Linked DNA regions of Homo sapiens: regions 2 and 3 are each linked to region 1. Evidence: read pairs that join two places in POLR2A ChIA-PET (ENCODE). Cell type or tissue: Panc1. All regions are shown on one strand.

Region 1 (8,000 bases):
TTCCAAATCAACGCCAGATGACGAGGAAGATGACATAAAAGAAGCAGTGCCAGAAACAAATGGACAATATTAGACAATCTGGCCAAAGCTTCTAATTATTCGAGACTCTTTTTGGCTTCTTTTACTACATGGATCATTCTATGATACAGACACAGACACTGAAAGTAAAGCAAACGGTGAAAGAAGGGCTGGTACCATATGGAAACATCTTTAGAGAAATACAAAGGCAAAAAAGACAGAAATTATGGTGTATTTCTGTAAAGTTGACCCGAGTGTGCCTGCCTCTCCTGCTCCCCGCACACCTCCTTCACCCCTTCTGCCTCTGCCACCCCTGAGACAGTAAAACCAACCCCTCCTTCCTCGTTCTCCTCAGCCTATTCAACATGAAGATGATGAGGATGAAGACCTTTATGATGATCCACTTTCACTTAGTAAACAGAAATATACTTTCTCTTCTCTATGATTGTCTAATAACTTTCTCTTTCTCTAGCTTACTTTATGGTATGTATACAATACATACACAAAATATGTGTTAATCGACTGTTTGTTATTGGTAAGGCTTCCAGTCAACAGTAGGTAATTAGTAGTTAAGTCTTTGGGGAGTCCAAGGTTACATACAGATTTTTGACTGTGCAGGGAAGGGTGTGTTAGACCCTGAATGCCTGCACTGTTCAAGGGTCAACTGTAGTTGCCTATAGTGACCTTGTGATATTACAGAAAGAATTTTGGTTGAGGACTCAAGAGAACTTGGTTCTAGTCATTGCCAGGCCACAGACTTGTAACATTTTGAGCAAATCTCCACATATTTTCTCGTGTAAAGCTTGAAGTGGTAAACTTGAGGAGTTTGTCTCAAAAGTCCCCATAGACATAAGACATGAAGGGGATATGGGTTCCAGACTTAAGCACTCCAAGGAATAGAAAGAGTGTGAAGATTATATAGTAAAGATGCATGGACATTTGCTTTTCATTCCATTGTATGTCAATGTCTGATACAATAGAAAAATGTTTTAAGTTCGTTTTCAGAAAGCAAAAGTGTCAGCCCAGGAAGGGCAATTCCTGATGGCTATAAGGAGCCTCTGAAAGACTCTCAGGTGGCCCCAGCTGTGTGCTCATTCCAGAAAGAGAGCTTTAGGCCCTGAGGCCCCCCGAGTCCCTAAGCTTTTGAAATTGTTTGCCTTTGACCTTTGTCCTGTGAGAAGTTACTGGAAGAGCAAGAGCAGCAGCTCCAGGCCCTGGCAGCCCATTCTAGGCGGGAGCTTTTGACAAATTACCACGTTGATGCCTTCTTCACGCACCTGTAAGGCCAAGGCATTATTGGCCAAGGCAATCGATATATCAAAATGAATTTTTGGAAGAGTGTCATCAAGCTCAGCTTTATTTCCAAAACAAACTCTGCCCCAGGGAGGGAAAAATGACTTTCACTGTGAAGTAAACAGTTGATTGTTTAGACATTACTTATGTCATGCTAGTCCATCTGAGATGTAGGCACCATGGTAACCAATTGTCCCCAGAATTCATATTTTTGAGGCCCATTAAAACTCGAGGCTGCTGGAGTCATGTTCTCCGCATTTTGGCCATTTTAATAATAATAATGAGAACGTTAAAATGACATTTGGAATTTATATCACACTTGTCTGTGAGGTGCTCTCAGCACTTTACAATGTATCATCCATCCTCATCACAGAGATGGGAAATATCAGAGGTGGGTAGTATTTGTGATTATATTCAGCTTAGTAAAGAGCCCCCCGGCTTGAAGGAATTTCAGTGATGTGGCATGGTGCTTGCCGACTTGTGGGGACAGAAGAGGCTGGTGCTGGCTTGGTGCTTCTGCTCGGTCCATCTCTCTCTGCCTCAGTTTCCATCAATCAAATCAGATAACAGCAGTGTGTCTCCTCATCCCGCAGCGTGGTTATGTGGATCATTGTATTAATCATATTAACTAACGTTTTAAAAAATTTACTTGCTATGTGCCAGGTGTTCTAAGATCTTTTTGTATGCTCATTCATTGAATTCTCCCAAGGCCCTATGAGGCAGGTGCAGTTAATTATCCTATTTTAGAGATAAGCAAATTGAAACACGGAGAGTTTAAGGAACTTGCCTCAGGTAACACAGCAATTAAGAACCTGAGGTGTATCTGACCCAGGCAGGTTGGCTACAGAGCTTGCAGTATTAACCACTGTGTTAGAGTTGCTTAAACTTTGATATAGCAAGACAATACACACACATGCACAAGTGCACACACCCGCACAGGCAGAGCAAACAAAAGTTTCACTGAACGATATTCACCCATCCTTACCTTTGAATGTGAAGTGCATTTTGATCTTTTCTCTTCTATTCATTTCATTAACGAAAATGCCAATCTGAAGCCAGTAAACTGAGTTTATGATCATGAGTAAGTCTGACATACATTTTGAAAGCCTTAGCACTACACCATACTCCTTCATAGATGCTCCTGGGGAAGCATTTGAGAAGAGACATGCAGGGAGTGTGTGTGATTGGCTGGGGAGGGTCGTGGAGACCAGAATGTGTGAAGTGTAGGCCCTGGCTCTGCTCCCACGGTGCTACCTCCTGAGGCAGCTGCTCCGTGTCATGTCTGGGCCTGTGGGTTGGCGGGCAGAGGCTGCCCCACTCTCCTCTTCTACTTTGTGTCATAATAGTCTTTGGGGGTCTTCTCTGCCAGCCTCCATGGGCTTCAGCTCTGAGTTAACCCCAGGTATTTACTGAATAGACATTATGTACTGGGCCTCGTAGGTATCCAGCTCTGACTGGGAGGCTACAGAGAGGCATTAGACATGTTCCTTGACTGCAAGGAAATTGCAAGACACCAGGGAAGGAAGGCTGACATGTCAAGGGAGAATTAGGGGCAGGTCCCCCAGTGCTGTATGTAGGGAGCATAGATTTTGGAGCTAGATGGCTCCTCCTAGTAATGTGACCTCGGGCAACATACTTGACCTCTGAGAGCCTAACTCTGGGGCTGCACCTGCAGCCTGAGTGATATTATCCTGGCTAGTGAAACTGTTTGGTGAACCATGAAGTGTTACTAAGAGGTTAGTATTTAGAGGTCATGTTGTCATAACAGTATTGCCAAAAGTCTGGCAACAGCCATAAACATTGGGGTTTCAGGGAAGGGACGGAGTGTTGCAGCAATCCTGGAAGCCTTCCTGGAGGAGGCAGCATTTAATCTGAAGCAGGTATTTTCAGTTCCTGACTGGAAGGATCATGGGTCACTTAGAGATGGAAACAGATACGCAAGGTCCAACCATTCATGTAGAAACCATGCTTATATATAATTAGGTCATAGCTCTGACTCCAATAGGAGGATCCTGAGTGCTTTCATAAGTTGTTGGGGTTTTGTTGTTGTTGTTGTTTGTTTTTAGAGACAAGATCTTGCTATGTTGCCCAGGCTGGCCTTGAACTCCTGGGCTCAAGTGATCCTCCTGTCTTAGCTTCCCAAGTAGCTGAGACTGCAGGCTCAAGTCACTCAGTACACTGCTTTCCTAAGTTTGACATGCCCTGCTGGCTTGAGGTCACTGGCAGACAACCACTTGATTCCCTTAGGTCAGGGGTTAGCAAATTACGTATGGGCAATCCCTGTTTCTATATAGCTCATGATACCTGTAATGTCAGCAAGCTTTTTTTTTTTTTTTTTTTTTTTTTACATTTTTTTGAGTGTTGTAGAAAAAAAAATATGCGACAGTACTATGTGGTCCCATAAAACCTAAAATATTTACTATCTGGCCCTTTAAAGAAAAAAATTTACCAACTGATGCCTTAAGTCTCAAAGTATACAATCCTTGTTTCAAGTTGAAGGTCTTCCTTAGTTCTGCATCATCCTTTAGTCATTCTCCAGGCCCTTCTGTCATACCCTGAGGGTACACAGGGCCCAAGCCCTGGAGAGAAGGGGAAAGTAGGCCTCCATTAGTCATTTCCTGGCTTCCATGGCTGTCGGAATTCCCCTGCTCTGCCATGGCAGCATATTAATATGTCGCAGCGAGCATGTGTATGTTTAATTCTGATGACATGTGGCGCATAAGTGATTAGTGGCAAATGCCAAAATGCTAGGCTGGAGCCCTGATGCTATTCATAATAACATTCATAAGAGTATTCCCCCAGGATGCAGCTTTCTGTTTCTCCAACATAAATAGCTTGGGAGGCCAAATCACAAACACGATTTCTCTTCATGCTCCACCTGGCCATTCGTAACAAGCATTAGATGTGAAATTTGATTTAAAGCAGCAGTTAAACTCGGAAAATCACAATGGTGTCAAGCCCATTGTTTATTTTAAAGATCAAGAGAAAACCAAAGGTGAGCAACTAATTCTTTATTTTATTTTATTTTTTTGTGGTAACAGTGTCTTGATGACAGGCTAATGTGCAGCTCAAAATAAAGGTACCTGGGTAGAAATAACCCCTCAAACATCATTGAGGCAATATGCCAAGAGGCGCTTGGTAAATGGCTGTGAAGGAGGACAGATTATCCTGTTGAAAGGCTGCTGAGATGCGGCTCCACTTGACAATGGTGGGACTTTTGTCACAGGAAAATTAGATGCCTTTGGATAGGTCTGAGATTGTTCTTATCTTTTCCATATAGCAAAAAGCTACCACTCAGAAAGAAAACAGAGAGTTGAAGGAGTACCCTGATTGAATGCCTTCCAGAAAAAGGATTGTTTTGAGAGAAACACTTTAATTTGCTTCAGATGATTCTGTGGAGGCTTATTGCTGAAGTGGTTCCATTTCAGCACAGGTTTAGCTGGCTCTGAAGAGAGAAGTGATTTTTAAAAATCTTAGGGAATACAAAGCATTTATCCATTAACCTGAGTCACCAACCAGTTTTCACAACAAGGCAGCCTAGGAGCTAGTGGTGGCCAGGATATGTTTTGTTTGTTTGGCTCAGTGTTTGCTGCTTGTTTTTTAAAGAATTTGAACACCGCTGGACTGCTTGTGCTGTCTCCAGTTTCTCACAGCATGCCCACTTCCTATGGGGCTGCTCCAGGCTGCCTCCCATATTTGTCTACAAAGGGATTGGAGTCCAAGGTGCATTGTTACAGCTTGTGGGTTCCATCGAAACATGACACCTAGTTATTCCCATCCTACTTTGTATCTTGTGACCACAGAACCCTCCTAACAAAGGTTTGTGGATGGTAGGTGACTCCCTGAAGCTCAGCCCTAGTCCTAGAGAAATATTACAGAGTCCCCCTGTGCTGATGGTAGGTCACGGACCCTAGCCATCTCCAAAGGACAGAGTCCTTTTCTTGCTAGTGCCCCTACTGATAGAAATGTTGAACAAAGGGCCAGTGGCCGTTTTCTAGCAGTGGTTAATTGCAGTGAGTTCTATTGTGGCAGAAAGGTTTGAAAACCATCTCTCGCCTGCCCTCACAATAACCTGAATTGTGGTTCTTGGTTAGACTAGGGCAAAGGGGTGGTGACATGAGAACACGAACCCTGGAGCTGGACTGCTGGGTTCCAATCCCAGTTCCCTTTTTGCTCCTTCCTAGGGGTGTGAACTGAGATGCAGGGGCAGCTTTTTAGGGGAAGGATGTATAAGTTGGGTGACAGATTGATGCAGGAAAGAGGAAGAACAATTGGAAATGGCTTTGACATTAGTTTGAATTCCAAAAGTGGGCAAGTAAATACCAACGCGGTGCTTGGATTAATGAGAGGGTGGAAATGGAAAGGGATCCACTAGTTAACAAAGTTTAACAACCACTGACATCAGGGTCAGTGTGGAAGGAAGGAACTCATGGCGTGCTCAGCCAAAGTACTTTAGAGAATGTCCTAGTTTGAAACTTTTTCAGTCACTGAGATTTAAAATAATAATAATAATAATGGCAAAATTGTCATGAAAAAAAGTCAAAAGAGGCTAAAGTGGCTCAGTTGCAACAAGACCCAGGAAGGATATGAGAGGCACATGTGCCCTTGCAGGGCGTGACTTTCCACAACCGGTGTGTGTGGTGGGGGTGCTCAGAGCAGTCCTGCCCCACATTCCCTCCAGCCTACTTGCCTTTGTCTGCCTGAAGGACACGCTCTTCTCTGCTGTTTGTCTATGTGGGTAAAGGTCTCAGCCAAGAGAAATTTTTAAGTAAATTAAAAACTCAAGCAGGCTGATCCATAGCCATGCTCATAAGAAGCCTGCCTCAAGTGACTGTTTATTTTCTTTATTCCTTGATTTTTTTCACAAATAAGTATAGTTACATGCCTGTTATATGCCAGCCTCTGTTCTGGGCCCAAAGTGAGGGTAACATCTTCAACCCCTGTGTGCTCCCAGAACAGGAAATGAGATGCATATACAAACAAGTGGGATGCAGAGCCCTGGGAGGGATCATGGTCAGGGCAGACAGTTCCCTGTTTACAGATACGCTGCATTTCAAAAGTTAGCTTTCAAACTCTTGGTTAAGAATCTGGATTCATTTTCCAGTACAGACTTTCTTTTCATGCATATATGCTTTTTTTTTTGTTGTTGTTGTTGTTGCAGATAGCAAATGTTTATTGAATGCCTACCATGGAAAGAACTGAAAATACCAGGAAGATAAAACTTTGAATCCCCTTCAAGTCAGGGAGTCATCTATACTTAACAAACCAGCAAAATGAAATGCTGGGCTTGGTGCTGTGTGTGGGAAGTGGCAATGGAAGGGCCCCAGGCAGGGCCCTAATGAATGGAGTGATTAATACACTTGACTTCTTTTTCTTTTTCTTCCCCTTCTCTATCACACCGAAGCTTCCATTTCTTCCATTTAGCTGTTATGCTAGGTGCTAGGAGGAAAGCAATAGTTTAAACTAATTTAAGTTTAGATGTGACTAGAACTGATGGGAGATTGTCAATAACCTCTGAGGGGAAACTTTCTGTGTCTTAATGATCTAAGACTCAGGCTTGGGGTTTTATATGACTGAAAGTCACAAAATACCTTAATCCGCTCTTCACGCAGAGGGGAGATCTTGCCGTGTGCTTGCACTCACACCCATGAATTTCACCTGCTTCTGGAGATGATTTTGCTCCAGTTCCTATGGTGTGTGTTCCCAGGGTGTTTCTCCTTGAAAATGCAGTTTTTTTTCTTCATTCTTTGCTTTGGGACTTCAGGTTCTAAAGTCAGTGTCAAGGCAAAAAAGCCTGTAGAGTCACAATTGTCCTTGAAAATCACTTAGCAAGGGATTACATTGGAGACCCAATTTTACCCTGTCTCAGTGAGTACCACCCAACCACTTTTTCCTTCCCTCTTAGAAAAAGGGACGTGATTGTTCAGTTGGAAAGCAGGAGAGGTAGTTGGGTCCAAGAAATAGAAAAACACAAATCGTGAAACAAACATTTCACTCAGAGTGGTGACTGATCACTCCCTTAGAAGCATGAGGTCGTTGCAACAAACCCATGTAGACAACTGTAGATGCCCAGGTCTCATCTCAAATTTGCTGCCTGCCTTAGAGACATGGGATTCTGCAGTTGAGTCCTTATGGCTGGGCGTGGGGGTGGAGGGGGGCTCCTTTCCTGTAAAGAGCACACAGATGCTCTAAATGTCCGCTCCCTGACCGCCATTAACACCGCTCAGGCCCCAGGGAAATGCTTTCCTTCATCTCTGGTCCTGCGTCCTTGAAACAGAAGGTGGGCCTGTCTGATTGCCAGGAAGGCTTTTGGCTCATGCCCCTGTGAAAGGCAGAGTCAGACACAGCTTTGGACTTCAGAGAAGATTTAAGCAGCAAAACTGCTTAGGTAAGAAGAGAAAACAAATGAATTACCTTGTCGGAGGCTTCCTCTCACATATCAGCGATGCAATAGATTCATGTATAATGAACTGTGGTTTCACAGCAGTACTGAGTGCCCATTTCCTTGCTGCTTTTTTTTCTTACAATTTGTGGTTTCGGAGATATTCACAGATTCCCAACACTTGCACATGGTGACTGAGGAACATTTTTTCAACATTAAAAAATTTATATCGCTCTTCACTCTGCATATTTAGGCAATATTGATTCTTTGCATTGGCAACTGGAGAGGCATGGACTGCTATAATTAG
Region 2 (8,000 bases), 99 kb after region 1:
GTTAGAAATAATGCTGCATATCTACAACTATCTGATCTTTGACAAACCTGAGAAAAGCAATGGGAAAAGGATTCCCTATTTAATAAATGGTGCTGGGAAAACTGGCTAGCCATATGTAGAAAGCTGAAACTGGATCCCTTCCTTACACCTTATACAAAAATTAATTCAAGATGGATTAAAGACTTACATGTTAGACCTAAAACCATAAAAACCCTAGAAGAAAACCTACGAAATACCATTCAGGACATAGGCATGGGCAAGGACTTCATGTCTAAAACACCAAAAGCAATGGCAACAAAAGTCAAAATTGACAGATGGGATCTAATTAAACTAAAGAGCTTCTGCACAGCAAAAGAAACTATCATCAGTGTGAACAGACAACCTACAGAATGGGAGAAAATTTTTGCAACCTACTCATCTGACAAAGGGCTAATATGCAGAATCTATAATGAACTCAAACAAATTTACAAGAAAAAAACAACCCCATCAAAAAGTGGGCGAAGGATATGAACAGACACTTCTCAAAAGAAGACATTTATGCAGCCAAAAAACACATGAAAAAATGTTCATCATCACTGGCCATCAGAGAAATGCAAATCAAAACCACTATGAGATATCATCTCACACCAGTTAGAATGGCAATCATTAAAAAGTCAGGAAACAACAGGTGCTGGAGAGGATGTGGAGAAATAGGAACACTTTTACACTGTTGATGGGACTGTAAACTAGTTCAGCCATTGTGGAAGTCAGTGTGGCAATTCCTCAGGGATCTAGAACTAGAAATACCATTTGACCCAGCCATCCCATTACTGGGTATATAACCAAATGACTATAAATCATGCTGCTATGAAGACACATGCACACACATGTTTATTGTGGCACTATTCACAATAGCAAAGACTTGGAACCAACCCAAATGTCCAACAATGATAGACTGGATTAAGAAAATGTGGCACATATACACTATGGAATACTATGCAGCCATAAAAAATGATGAGTTCATGTCCTTTGTAGGGACATGGATGAAGCTGGAAACCATCATTCTCAGCAAACTATCGCAAGGACAAAAAACTAAACACCACATTTTCTCACTCATAGGTGGGAATTGAACAATGAGAACACATGGACACAGGAAGGGGAACATCACACACTGGGGACTGTTGTGGGGTTGGGGGAGGAGGGAGGGTTAGCATTAGGAGATATACCTAATGCTAAATGACGAGTTAAGGGGAGCAGCACACCAACATGGCACATGTGTACATATGTTACAAACCTGGACGTTGTGCACATGTACCCTAAAACCTAAAGTATAATAATAATTAAAAAAAAAACATGTCATCTGCAAACGGAGATAGTTTGACTTCCTCTCTTCCTATTTGAATATCCTTTATTTCTTTCTCTTGCCTGATTGCCCTAATGAGAACTTCCAGTACTATGTTGAGTAGGAGTGGTGAGAGAAGGCATCCTTGTCTTGTGCTGGTTTTCAACCAGCTTTTGCCCATATAGTATGATATCAGCTATGGGTATGTCATAAATAGCTCTTATTATTTTGAGATATGTTCCATCAATACCTAGTTTGTTGAGAGTTTTTAACGTGAAGAGATGTTGAGTTTTATCAAAGTCCTTTTCTGCATCTGTTGGGATAATCATGTGGTTTTTGTGTTTATTTCTGTTTATGTGATGAATTACATTTATTGATTTGTGTATGTTGAACCAGCCTTGCATCTCAGGGATGAAGCTGACTTCATGGTGGACAAGCTTTTTGATGTGCTGCTGGATTTGTTTTGACAGTATTTTATTGAGGATTTTCACATCGATGTTCATCAGGGATATTGGCCTGAAGTTTTCTTTTTTGTTGTATCTCTGCCAGGTTTTGGTATCAGGATGATGCTGGCCTCATAAAATGAGTTAGGGAGGAGTCCCTCCTTTTCAGTTGTTTGGAATAGTTTCAGAAGGAATGGTACCAGCTCCTCTTTGTATCTCTGGTAGATTTTGGCTGTGAATCCATCTGGTCCTGGGCTTTTTTTTTTTGGTTGGTAGGCTATTAATTACTGCCTCAATTTCAGAACTTGTTATTGGTCTATTCAGGGATTTGACTTATTCCTGGTTTAGTCTTGGGAGGATTTATGTGTCCAGGAATTTATCCGTTTCTTCTAGATTTTCTAGTTTATTTGTGTAGAGGTGTTTATGGTATTCTCTGCTGGTAGTTTGTATTTCTGTGGGGTCAGTGGTGCTATCCCCTTTATTGTTTTTTTTATTGTGGTCTATTTGATTCTTCTTTATTTTCTTTTTTATTAGTATAGCTAGCAGTCCCTCTATTTTGTTAATTTTTTCAAAAAAAAAAAACAGCTCCTGGATTATTTGATTGTTTGAAAGGTTTTTTGTCTCTGTCTCCTTCAGTTCTGGTCTGATCTTAGTTATTTCTTGTCTTCTGCTAGCTTTTGGATTATTTTGCTCTGCTTCTGTAGTTCTTTTAATTGTGATGTTAGGGTGTCAATCTGAGATCTCTCCAGCTTTCTGATAAGGGCATTTAGTGCTATAAATTTCCCTCTTAATACTACTTTAGCTGTTTCCCAGAGATTCTGATACATTGTCTCTTTGTTCTCACTGGTTTCAAATAACTTGATTTCTGCCTTAATTTCTTTATTTACCCAGTAGTCATTCAAGAGCAGGTTGTTCAATTTCCATGTAGTTGTGTGGTTTTGAGTGAGTTTCTTAATCCTGATTTCTAATGTAGTTGCACTGTGGTCTGAGAGACTGTTTGTTATAATTTCTGTTCTTTTGCATTTGCTGAGCAGTGTTTTACTTCCAATTATATGGTCGACTTTAGAAGAAGTGCCATGTGCCACTGAGAAGAATGTATATTCTGTTGATTTGGAATGAAGAGTTTTGTAGATGTCTATTATGTCCACTTGATCCAGAGCTGTGTTCAAGTCCTGAATATCCTTGTTAATTTTCTGTTTTGTTGATCTGTCTAATACTGACAGTGGGTGTTAAAGTCTTCCACTATTATCGTGTGGGAGTCTCAGTCTCTTTGTAGGTCTCTAAGAACTTGTTTTATGAATCTGGGTGCTCCTGTATTTGGTGCGTATATATTTAGGATAGTTTGCACTTCTTGTTGAATTGATCCCTTTACCGTTATGTAATGCACTTCTTGGTCTTTTTTCATCTTTGTTGGTTTAAAGTCTGTTTTATCAAAGACTAGGATTGCAACCCCTGCTTTTTCTTTGCTTTCCATTTGCTTGGTAAATTTTCCTCCATCCATTTATTTTGAGCCTGTGTGTGTCCCTGCATGTGAGATGGGTCTCCTGAATAGTGCACACCCGTGGGTCTTGACTCTTTATCCAATTTGGCAGTCCGTGTCTTTTAATTGGCACATGTAGCCCATTTACATTAAAGGTTAATATTGTTATGTGGTAATTTGATCCTGTCATCATGTTGCTATCTGGTTATTTTGCACACTAGTTGATGCAGTTTCTTCATAGTGTCATTGGTCTTTATATTGTGGTATGTTTTTGCAGTGGCTGGTACTGGTTTTTAATTTCCATATTTAGTGCTTCCTTGAGGAGCTCTTGTAAGGCAGTCCTGTGGTGACTAAATCCCTTAGCATTTGCTTATCTGGAAAGGATTTTGTTTCTCCTTCACTTATGAGGCTTAGTTTGACTGGATATGAAATTCTGGGTTGAAAATTCCTTTCTTTAAGAACGTTGAATATTGGCCCCCACTCTCTTCTGGCTTGTAGGATTTCTGCTGAGAAATCCACTGTTAGTCTGATGGACTTCCCTTTTTAGGTGACCTGACCTTTCTCTGTGGCTTCCCTTAACATTTTTTTTTTTTTTTTCATTTCGACCTTGGAGAATCTGATGATTATGTGTCTTGTGTTCTCTGTGTTTCCTGAATTTGCATGTTGGCCTGTCTTGCTAGCTTGGGGAAGTTCTCCTGGATAATATCCTGAAGTGTGTTTTCCAACTTGGTTCCATTCTCTCCATCTTTTTCAGGTACACCAATCAATCGTAGGTTCAGTCTTTTTAACATAGTCCCATATTTCTCAGAGGTTTTGTTCTTTCCTTTTCATTCTTTTTTCTCTAATCTTGTCTGCATGCTTTATTTCAGCAAAATGGTCTTCAGATTCTGATATCCTTTCTTCTGCTTGATCGATTCGACTATTGATTCTTGTGTATGCTTCACGAAGTTCTGGTGGTGTGTTTTTCAGCTCCATCAGGTCATTTATGTTCCTCTCTAAACTGGTTATTCTGGTTAGCAACTCCTGTAACCTTTTATTAAAATTCTTAGCTTCTTTGCATTGGGTTAGAACATGCTCCTTTAGCTCAGCGGAGTTTGTTATTACCCACCTTCTGAAGCCTACTTTTGTAACTCGTTCATCTCATTCTCTGTCCAGTTCTGTGCCCTTGCTGGAGAAGTGTTGCAGTCATTCGGAGGAGAAGAGGCACTCTGGCATTTGGAATTTTCAGTGTTTTTGCCCTGATTTTTCCTCATCATCATGGATTTATCTACCTTTTATCTTTGAGGCTGATGACCTTTAGATGAGGTTTTTGTATTTTTGTTGTTGTTGTTGTTGTTGATGTTGTTATTGTTGCTTTGTTAGTTTTTCTTCCAACAGGCAAGGCCCCTCTTCTGCAGATCTGCTTCAGTTTGCTGGGTATCCTCTCCAGACCCTGTTCACCTGGGTGTCACCAGTGGAGGCTACAGAAAAGCAAAGATTGCCACCTGCTCCTTCCTGTGGAAGCTTCGTCCCAGAGAGTCACTGGCTTGATGCCAGCCAGAGCTCTCCTGTATGAGGTGTCTGTCAGCCCCTTTTGGGAGGTCTTTCCCAGTCAGGAGGCATGGGGTCAGGAATCCACTTGAGGAGGCATCTGTTCCTTAGCAGAGCTAATGTGCTGTGCTGGGAGAATCCCCCTTGTCAGGATCAGCTGCTCTTTTCAGAGCCAGCAGGCAGGAAAGATTAAGTCCTTTGAAGCTGTGACAGCACCCATCCCTCCCCCCGGGTGCTCTGTCCCAGGGAGATGAGAATTCTGTCTGTAAGCCCCTGACTGGAGCTGCTGGATTTGCTGCAGAGATGCCCTGCCCCGTGAGGAAGAATCTAGAGAAACATTCTGGCCACAGCTGCTTCGCTGTGCTGTGGTGAATTCTGCTCAGTCCAAACCTCTCAATCTCCTTAGCACTATCAGGGGGAAACCACCTACTAGAGCCACAGTAATGGAGGTCGCCTCTCCCCCGACCAAACTTGACCATCCCAGTCCGACTCCAGACTGTTGTGCTGGCAGCGGGAATTTCAAGCCAGTGGTTCTTAGCTCACTGGGCTCTGTGGGAGTGGGACTTGCTGAGCGAGACCACTTGGCTCCCTGGCTTCAGCCCCCTTTCCAGGGGTGTGGATGGTTTTCCTGTCTCACGGGAGTTCCAGGCACTGCCGGAGTATGAAAGACTTCTGCAGCTCAGTGCCTGCCCAAACAGTGGTCTATTTTTGTGCTTGAAACCCAGGGCCCTGGTGGTGTAGATGCACAAGGGAATCTACTGATCTGTGGATTGCAAAAATCCATGAGAAAAGTATAGTACCCGGGTAGGTGGGACAGTCTCTCACGGCTTCCCTTGGCTGCGGGAGGGAGGTCACCGGGCTCCTTGCACTTCCCAGATGAAGTGACGCCTCACCCTGCTTCTGCTTGCTCTCCATAGATCACACCCACTGCCTAACCAGTCCCAATGGGATGAAATGGGTACCTTAGTTCGGAATGCAGAAATCACCTGCCTTCTGTGTTGGTCTTGCTGGGAGCAGCAGACTAGAGCTGCTTAGCTGTTTCTATTTGGTCATTGTGGCCCCCACTATGCTAGAGTGTTAGGGAGAATATTTTGGGATAGAGAAGTTGTTCTGGTTGCTTAGTGCTACTGAATAAAGTACCTCCTATCCCAAGTAGTAGCTTCAAACAGCAATTTTATTTTGTTCATAATGTTGCAGGCCAGGAATTTGGGGAGTGCTTGCCTGGGTGGTTCCTCTCTGATCCATGGGAACTTAGCTGGAGTGGCCAGAGCATCTACTTCTGTCATATTCTGTCTGTCAGAGCAGTCACAAGGCTTTCCCAGATAAGACAGGGGAGGGGAACTGGCCCTATCCTCTGAGGGGATGCAGCAAGATCTCACCACAGGAGTCTGTGGGATGGGCAATGCTGTGACTACCTTTAGAAAATACGGTTCACATAGGAGGTTTCCAGGCAGATCAGATGCTCATGTGGAGGAATCTGTAACCCCAGTCCAAAGAATTATGATGCAGAAAACATGTGGCACAAGAGGCCAAAATAATATCTTCCATCTGCACCCCACAGAGGAAAGGAAGTTGCTATTAAGAAGACCAAGAAAATCCGTGTCTACCCTCACTCACATCCTACACCCCCTAACTCCTAAACTGGTTCTTGTACCCCATTCCCCAAACTTCCTGTACCCTTATCTGCTAAACTTCTTGTACTCATCTACAGGTACTGAAAATTTCTCTAACATATGTAGAAAACTTTTCCTTCCAATGCAAAATATAAAACTTAAAATTGTCATACTAAGCCCTGCACAAGCTTGACAGCAGGGGCTCTCCGGAGATTTAGTTGTGAGAACAGGAAGGCAGCATGAGCCCCAGGGTTCTGCTGCAGCATCAGGGGAGGGGAGGAGAGGAGGCACTCTGGGGAGAGCGACGGTCAGGAAGGAGCTTAGCCATCTCCATCTCACAGGGGAACCCAGGGGCACTGCTAGACTGGAATGTCTCTACTGACTCCTTGGTTTTTCCCATTCCTGACACTGTCATTAACTGACTCCTACTGGAGACCCCTGTCTGCCACATGGGCCTCAGTATTGCAGGTGTTTGTGAGCTGGACCCCGGAGCATCACCCTTTAAGAACTTGGCTAGGATGGCAGGTTGGGGATAAAGCTGCCAAGGAGCATTTTTATTTCTGCATGTTAAAACAGCCCTTGCCTGGCCACCTGGGTTGGAGGGTTTGTAATTTTGTCTCAGCCACTGCCCATCAGCTGCAAGGGTGCTATTAAAGGCAATCTTGGTGTTACTGCAGTGAAATGTCAGCTGAGAGCTGCATTTCTCAGCTAACTTGGAGCTGGGGCACCCATATCCTCTTGCTCGAGTGTGGTATGAAATTGAAACTGGGCTGGGGCTGGATTCTGTCCTCCAGATGAGCTGCTTTTGAAAGGAAAAGAATCTCTGTAAAACCTGGGAATCAATCTGACTGGTGATGCTCCATACAGGTGGCCAACCCTCAGGCTTCCCTGTGGATCATCAGCTTGGTGGCTTCTCTGTGGTGGCCCTCTTGCCCCATTGACCTGCCTCTCATCTTGCCCAGGTTCCCTTTCCCTCTGGGAACTGAGGCCAGGTAAGGAGACCTGGGCTTTTTCTTCTTATTATTGTTATTATTTTTTTGAGATGGAGTCTTGCTCTGTCAACCAGGCTGGAGTGCAGTGGCACAATCTCGGCTCACTGCAACCTCCGCCTCTCAGCTTCAAGTGATTCTCTCAACTCAGCCTCCCCAGTAGCCGAAATTATAGGTATGTGTCACCACGCTCAGCTAATTTTTGTATTTTTAGTAGAGACAGGATTTCGCCATGTTAGCCAGGCTGTTATCGAACTCCTGACCTCAGATGATCCACCCGCCTCAGCCTCCCAAAGTGCTGAGATTACAGGTGGGAGCCACCACGCCTGGCCAGCATGGACTTTTTCTATAACAAGCCTGAGCCTGGGCTGGGATCATAAACTGTCTGGAAAATAAAAATCATATCCTGAATTGACAGGGCAAAAGAAACACATTTTGGATATTTCACAGTTTTCTGTCATCCATACCGCTCTCTCCTTCCTCATTGACAACTGAAAAGTGAAGGAAAATGGCACAGGTTGGCCAGGTCTGTGGACTGAAAACCCAGGAAGCAGGGGAAAGAGAAGTGTGTGTAACCCACAGAGGAGGGTAGGATGATTTGTGGTGGGGTGCGGGCAGAAGGCT
Region 3 (8,000 bases), 530 kb after region 1:
TGAAGCAAGAAAGAATTACTGTTTTCAATAATCTCCAGTGAAAAATAAGCATGAGTGTGAGGCTGAAAAGGCTGGAATCATTCTCCTGCGTGTGCATTCTTCCGGGGCTGGGAGTTTGCTAAACAAATTCTGAGAGGGGTTTATTTTAAAAAATGAAGTAGATATTTTTACTGACCCCTGGAAGGACAAGGCCATTGGGTTGCCATCTCTCAATGCAGTTGTCCTTTGCACAGTTGGAGAAGTGACTAAGCCAGCAAAGCCATAGGTGGAGTCATGTGGTTAATCCAATTTTATCTGCACAATGAAACTCAGCTATACTGCAAACTGTGGAAAAATACATCAATTTTGATACCTTCATTTGTGAAAGGCATAGCTCCTCAAGATAGGGTCATTAAAGTCACTGGACATGCAGCCATTTAATTAAAAGAATATAAAATATCACAAAATACTGAAATAAGAGTGATTTCAGAATTCAAAGCTCACACCTATTAGTTCTTTCAGCTCAATAATGACACAACTTTTAAGGATCCCTCAGTCCCTTTCTGTAACACTGTTCAGCATTCGTACTATGGCCTTGAGGCAGACATAAAAAGTTATTTTGTCTTGACTCACTGTTGGAAGCCCCTCACTCAACCTTGTCTCTGGAAGCTTTTTGAAAGTTGAGAAGTACTAAGTTAAGCCTCATGAATAGCTCTTGTTTTCAAGGGAAAAAGAAGTATCAAGAGATTACCATATTAAAAAAAAAAGGATCCATTTTGTGCATGGAGACTCTTGCTCCCCACAATCAGGTGACATCCTTCCATTACACTATTTAATTCTAAACACAATGCTGCAGAAATCTTTGCTTTAATGTAGCTGGTTGTCAACCATCTGAACAAAACTGGATTATCAGTGGTAAAAGACTTCTCTATATTTTAATACTAAACTAAGATCTATTTGCAAATACAGAAGCACAAAACGTATCATTCTTACCCTCAAGGAGCTCATACAATCTACTTAGAAAAGAAGAACATAAGAAGAAAAAAAAAACCACGGCGTTTTCAAACTGTGCTCATCAAGGTACTTTGAAGGTTCCAAAAATATTTAAGTTACTTTTTGAAAACAAATTATGAATTATGTAAAAATATGTCTTAATGTATATGTATACATTTATACATATATATGTATCAGTGTATACGTGTGTGTATATATAAATCACTTTAGACCACAAAGTCAGTGAATTCATCCATGTGAACCTGTTATGTACAGATTTCAGGATCTAATTTCTCCTGTCATCTCTGTATATATAAATGCATAGTTGATTAGAAAGGTTGTAGTTCTTTATGAAATCAGGCCCAAGCATGTGTAACTGTATACCATGTGCAGGTGTGAGTTCAGCTCAGATAAATGCCAGGCAAGTTTAAGATGTACATCCACAGGCCAGGAAACAAGTCCAGGTCATGGTAGCATTTTTATAGCTTTGATTTTTTAGGGTTTGGTCACCTGTCAGACTTACATTTCCAAGATAAGGAATATGAAGTTTGTAGATACTGTTCCTAAACAAAGAAGTACCTTTACTTCTCTTTTGTGGTTTGGGATGACTGTAAGTAAACACTAACTTAGGTTGATGAAGCAAGCTGTTTTAAAATTATCTTCATTTTACTTTTCTGTATATAGTTTTTCATTCATCACTCAGCATATGCCACTTATATTTTATACATATACATATGTATATATGCACACATACATATATCCACACATACACATACACATATACACAGTCACACATTCCTTAGGAGATTTCATCATTGTGTAAACATCATAGAGTGTATTTACACAAACCTAGATGGTACAGCCTACTACACACCCAGGCTATATGGTACCTAGGTTAGAATCCTATATACCATGTTACTGTACTGAATACTGTAGGCAACTGTAACACAATGGCAAGTATTTGTGTATCTAAACATATCTAAACATAAAAAAGGTACAGTAAAAACATGGTATAATCTTACGAGACCACCATCACACATCTTTATAAGGTACATGACTCTTTGTGTGTGTGTGTGTGTGTGTGTGTGTGTGTGTGTGTGTATCTGTAGAAGTATCCTGTAATAATCAGAGCCCAATAGCTAATTAAAACAAAGAAAAGCCATTGGGGTGGTAAATGAAAAGCCAAAAGACTTTGGAATGTGACAGCCAGATTTCAGGTCTAACATTTATTTAGCAGTTTGGCAAATGATCTTACACAAACTTCCTTTATTTTTGGAAATGGAGACTCGCTCTGTTACCCAGGCTGGAGTGCAGTGGTGCGATCTCAGCTCACTGCAACCTCCACCTCCCAGGTTCAAGCAATTCTCCTGCCTCAGCCTCCTGAGTAGCTGGGATTACAGGCACCTACCACCATGGCCAGCTAATTTTTGTATTTTTAGTAGAGGCAGGGTTTCACCAGGTTAGCCAGGCTGGTCTCGAACTCCTGACCTCAGGTGATCCACCCTCCTCAGCCTCCGAAAGTGCTGGGATTACAGGCCTAAGCCACCACACCTAGCCTTGGACAAACTTTTTAATTTCAATAAGTCTTGATGTCTTTGTCTCCTAAACTCCTAAATGAGGCTAATGTCAACATATATACACTCACATACCATATAGTGAATTCGTGTCATTCACAATGGTTATGTTCTCTAAAATTTTCATGAACAGTACACCAACTTAGGAAATGTGAAATTATTGTTCCTAGGGGACATACAGAGTTAGGTTCCTGTGAGCCTCTGGTCACATTTTCATTAACCAGCCATTATATAATCTTGTTTTATGTGTATTTCTATTTAAAGACACCTTACATTTAACATATACTGTTGATTCATTCACACTGACCTAACAGCCAACAGCACTGTAACTCATCCTGAAGGAAGCTTATCCGACACACATGTATTTTATCTGTAGGGCGCATCACAGCCTGCATGTGGTTAGGAACACCAGACAGCACTTAAGCACTACACTCAGGGCCATGTCAAACAGTGAAATCACCAACAAAAAGCACAAAATACAAAAAGCATATCACTAAATAGACCACAAACAGGATACTAGTTTATTGCATGAAAGCTAAAACAACAAGGCACAGTCAGTGCTGCCTTGCTCCATCTCAGCTAGTAACGTGAACCTTGGGTGACTAATTTTTCACCATTCCATGTATGTTCACGAATGACCACAAAAGTGACACAAGTATGGATTTTTGGGTTGCAAATACATTTTTGTGAGTAGAAAATTTGCAAATGCAGAATCTGCAAATAATGAGGAGCCACTGCCCTATCGTACACACACACACACACACACACACACACACACACACACATACACACACACATACACACACTCTTAAAGTACCTAGATACAGTGCCCAAGTATTATGATGTAGAAATAATTAAAGACAATATGGATTATGTATCAGTATTTAGATTACATAAAACGTCAGGGTCACTTTACATAATTTGAAGAAAGGGCAATCAATGAAAGCTGTGAGACATGATTCTATGGAAACTGAATGTGACTCATACTCTAACACAGTGATACAACTTAAATAGTTAGAGAGGCATAGGGTCGGTGTTTGGTGAAAGAGAAAATTTTAAAAGGCTCCTAGTCAAGAGTAAGTTTTGTCCTTACAGGTTTATAAGGAAATCAGTTTGATTATAATAGAGAAAAGCTTTTTGAGAGAATAGTTGAATAATAGGATTGGGGAGAAAAGGAGGGGGAGAGGATGCTTGGAAATGAGACAAAAATTCAGATACAATTCACTCATTTGTTCATCCAACAAATGTTTTGTTAAACATGGATTACTGGCCATTTGCTGATCTAGCTAATGGAGTATGGAAAACAAGACAAAGTTCCTATATTCCATGAAATTATATTCTAATGTTGGTAAACATGACAAACTCCAAATCAAATCTGTAAGTAATATAAGGTATTAGTAGCTGGTGGTAAATGCTATGAAGAAAATAATATCATCTGATAGAGAGTGGTGTGGTTAGGGGCAATGTTAGATGTGCTAACAACAGAGTGAGGCTGAGTGAGGAGGTGGCCATTACAGCAAAGGCCAAATGATGAGGAGGAAGTAGCTGTGCAGTGGTTTGGGGAAGAGCATTCCCAGCAGAAGGACTAGCAAGGCAAATACTCGTGGCAGGGCCAGGCCTGCCTTGCTGGCCAGCTGAGGGAGGGTCTGTGGTGGAGCATAGTGTCTAAAAGAGGAAGGCTAGCAGGAAATGAGATCAGAAAGAGAGCTGGACCATAGAGGGTCTTTCTAGGCATAGGAAGAAGTTTGGATTTTATTCTAAGTGCACTAAAGAGGAACTGAAGTCTAGACGTAGGGGAGTGGTAGGTTCTGATTTACATTTTAGAAACATCATCCTGACTGCTGCAATGGAGAATGGGCTGTGGAAGGAAGGAGCTAGGAGACTAGTTGGAAAGTCTTTATACAGAAGGAAATAAAAATCAGGAATATTTTGAAGGGATTGAATCAGGACTTACCAAAAGCAGTTTTTACGGTGGTTCAGAAACTACCACAGATGATGGGTCAGATGCCCTGAATTCAGTGCTTAGATTTTACAACTTTGGAACTTTCTGGGAAAATCATTCCAACTTTTTAGGCCTCAGTTTCCCCCAGAGATAAGGTGAGGAGTTGGACTCAATGTCTCTTCCAGTGTTAAAGTTCTAAGAATTCAATTAAGATACAGTTTTCAGAAAGAAAACGTTGTCAAGGCACTCAGTGGTAGCAGAAATGACAAGAGAACAGAAAAAAGCACCTCTACATTTTGTAATAAGAAGGTTGTTAGTGGGAACTTGAGAGCTGTTTGACTAAAGTGTGACAATGGTACCCAAATTGTCAGTGGTTAAGCAAAAAGTAAAAAGGGAGAAAATAGAGGCAATTTTCTCAGATGCTCATTTGAAAGTTTGGCAGGGAAGGAAATCTAAAGAACTGTAGCTGAAGGGCATTGTGGAGGCAAGTGGAAACCTTTTTCAAGATAGAAAAAAATGAGGTTGTCTGAAGAACTAAAAAGAAGAGGGAGCACCAGAGAGAGTAGCAAAGGTGGGAATGTACGAAGAGATTTCTAAAGCCAAGAAGGCAGGGGATGAAGGGCACTGATAGAGGAGCCAAGGTTTGGAAAATGCAGCTCCCTGTAAAATATCACTGACTTATTTACTTATTTATTTTGAGATGGAGTCTCCCTCTGTTGCCCAGGCTGGGGTGCAGTGGTGCAATCTCGGCTCACTGCAACCTCCGCCTCCTGGGTACAGGCGATTCTCCTGTCTCAGCCTCCCGAGTAGCTGGGATTACAGGCAGGTGCCACCACACCAGGCTGATTTTTGTGTTTTTAGTAGAGATGGGGTTTCATTATGTTAGCCAGGCTGGTCTGTAACTCCTGACCTCAGGTAATCCACCCACCTCAGCCTCCCAAAGTGCTGGATTACAGGCATGATCCATACTGCGCCCATCCCCCTGTAAAATATCACTTACAGTTTAATTTCTCAGTTAGCATTTCTAAATCATTAGTGTCTAGCCTGAATTCTTAGAGAACAAGGAATTGAGTACAAGCAGCTCATTTGGGAGATGCAGGAAACACCAGTAGGGAGGTAGGGAAGTGACTCAAGGAAAGGAAGAATTATCTGACCCCAGGGTGAGAGAGCTGAGGTGTTGGTGTCCCAACCCTGGAGGAGTCATTAGTTGAGGCCAGCTCTTGAGGCATTCATTTCCTGGCTCTTCTAGCCTGCTGGAGGCAGTGAGGCTCTGTGTAGTTCTCAAGTAAAAGTGCTCTCTGACACAGATCCTTGCAGCTGGAAGTCGCAGGGCCACTTTGAATGGTCCTGGGGTGCAGGTACTGCTGATGTGCTCGTGACAAAGAGAGTTTAAAGCTGCTCTGATGTAACGCCACCCAGGACCAAAAGCCACATCCGCATGCTGCTCACAGACTAGTCACTGACCTAAAGGCATACTTGCCTGTGCTCTACATGACAAAATGCCCTGATGCAAATCCAGAAGGTGGGGTTCTCTCTTGTTTCTTAATCATTTAAGATTAATCTTTTGTTTCTTAATCATTTACCAGTGAGAGCATTAGAATATAAGGTAACATTGAGAAAGAGAGAAAATGGAAGGGACGTATTTAGAGTAAGTGAATGAGCAAAAGAAACAAATAGGTGGAGACAGAGGTAGAGGAAAGACCTGAGAGAGCGGAGAGAAACGTGGCTATACCCTATCCACAGATCACCATAGTCCATTTTAGATAGACTAGCAGTTGGATTTATCCTACACTCATAAAAACACGACAGTATTTTTTAAAAAATCAAGTGTATGGGTTCTATCCAAAAATAAATAACTTATTTTAATCAGAAAAAATATCACAAATTTTAGGTCCTTTGCCAATTAAGAATCTGAGATATACACAGCAAAAAGGATATCAGACAGAGAGGTCAAAAATGTGTAGTGCTAAATACTGTGTATTTGTCTTACGAACCTCCAAAAAGGAAATAAGAAAAATTAGCCAGGCCCACTCATGAGGATGTCAAAGTTGAAGAGAATAAGTTGATTCTAGAGGTGACCTGTTTTCATTTTTATGGAGTTTAATCAAGAGTGAATTCTATAAAAGTGAAGCTACCATACAAACAACTTTCACTCCCCACATATTTCATATATGATTGAGACCATAAGCTTGTTTACCTCAACAAATACCAGCTAGAACTCAGAAAGCTAAAGATTTAGGAGCTCAGTTTGCATCGAAGGGTTTATATTAAATTTCACCTTGTCGCTACATAAAGCAATCCTTAGAGCTGTAAGTTTCCCTAAGTGGTATCTAGGGTAATGATTCACCTTTGGCAGAGCACTCACCTTTTGTTCTCAAGCAGTCAACATCATCAGGCCTATGTAAAATAACATCAATCAACACAAAGTTCTGGAACGCATCAAGTGAACTCAGATGACAGCCCAGGAAGCTTGGTTAGTCCTAAGAGAGGACAGCATGGCTCTTCATGGATGGCCAGCTGCTGCTCAGTCTATACCCTTCCCCAAAATGTGTAAATGTGACTTCTCCATCTTCTAGTCACTGGCTTTCCCCATTCCAGGACACAGGAGGACTCAATCAATATTCCATAAGGTTATTTTGTAATTCATTAATCAAGCTATTCAATTAATATTTGCTGAGCAGTTCCTACATGCTAGGCGCTGAGGAATATGCCAGGCATACAAAAGTGAAAAATACACGTGTGGCCCCTGTTCTCATGGAGCTTACAGTCTTGCAGAAGAAGATAGCTATTAATCAAAATGTCAGGAGCAAACATAAAATAGCACTGTAGTGTGTCCTGTGAGGAAGAGTTTCAAGGTGCTTTGAGAACAGATAATAGAGCGATATAAATGAGAGGTTGGGAGAGGTTTCCCAGAATGAGGTGAGATCCGAGGGCACAGTGAGACCAGGAAATAACCACGATGTGAGAAGAGGGGAGGGCAACTGAGAAGTCCAAAAGTAGGCCAGGGTCTCTGGGGAGGGAGATGAGGCTGGATGGGCAGATGGGGCTAGGCCACTTGTCAAGGAGTTTTGTCTTTACCCTCAGGGAAATGAGAAGTCACTGAATGGAATGCCACTGACTATTTTCAAGTATGGCAGCAGTGAGGGTAACACAGTCAGATTTGAGTTCTGAAATCTCTCTCTGATATGGTGTGGATGGGTTGGGGGAAGTTAACACAGATGTCAGAAAAACAAGATGCTGCTGCAATAGGCTATGCGGGAGTTGAAGGAACCATTATTAAAACAACAGTCTCACAAAATGAGAACCCACAGTTTGTAAGGCGTTCCATAATTCTGATTCTTCAGTATGTACTTCCTCTAACAGTGACAAGCAACATTTCCTTATTTCAATGTTTCTCAGAGAGTGGGCCATCAGCCACCAGCATCAGAGTTGACAGGGGCTGGGGGAGGAGAAGAAGTACGGCTTGTTTAAAACGCAGATTCCTCGGTGCACTCTGGCCCTAGTGACTCACA

The links. ChIA-PET counts read pairs that join two places held together with the same protein. Peaks named below come from ENCODE experiments on the same cell type or tissue, not always from the same donor. Only the 100,000 strongest peaks of a DNase experiment are listed, where the experiment ranks them.
Region 2: POLR2A ChIA-PET joins it to region 1 with 15 read pairs; 2 of 35 experiments call an interaction of 5 or more read pairs at or near these places.
Region 3: POLR2A ChIA-PET joins it to region 1 with 25 read pairs; 2 of 35 experiments call an interaction of 5 or more read pairs at or near these places.

The regions. Positions count from the first base shown.
Region 1 is chr2:132,434,942-132,442,941 of GRCh38, forward strand. All of the region lies in intron 1 of GPR39 (G protein-coupled receptor 39), which reads left to right. Among named protein-coding and RNA genes, the nearest start is that of MIR9986, 5.2 kb to the left of the region's middle. RefSeq lists an enhancer at 3,755-4,049. In Panc1, a CTCF peak has its summit at 5,246; a DNase peak (open chromatin) is centred at 3,880; H3K4me3 peaks cover 1,682 bases; H3K27ac peaks cover 6,164 bases.
Region 2 is chr2:132,533,676-132,541,675 of GRCh38, forward strand. The region is part of intron 1 of GPR39 (G protein-coupled receptor 39); the gene reads left to right. Among named protein-coding and RNA genes, the nearest start is that of MIR9986, 100 kb to the left of the region's middle. In Panc1, no CTCF peak of the experiment used is centred here; no DNase peak of the experiment used is centred here.
Region 3 is chr2:132,963,871-132,971,870 of GRCh38, forward strand. All of the region lies in intron 7 of NCKAP5 (NCK associated protein 5), which reads right to left. Among named protein-coding and RNA genes, the nearest start is that of NCKAP5-AS1, 52 kb to the left of the region's middle. In Panc1, no CTCF peak of the experiment used is centred here; no DNase peak of the experiment used is centred here.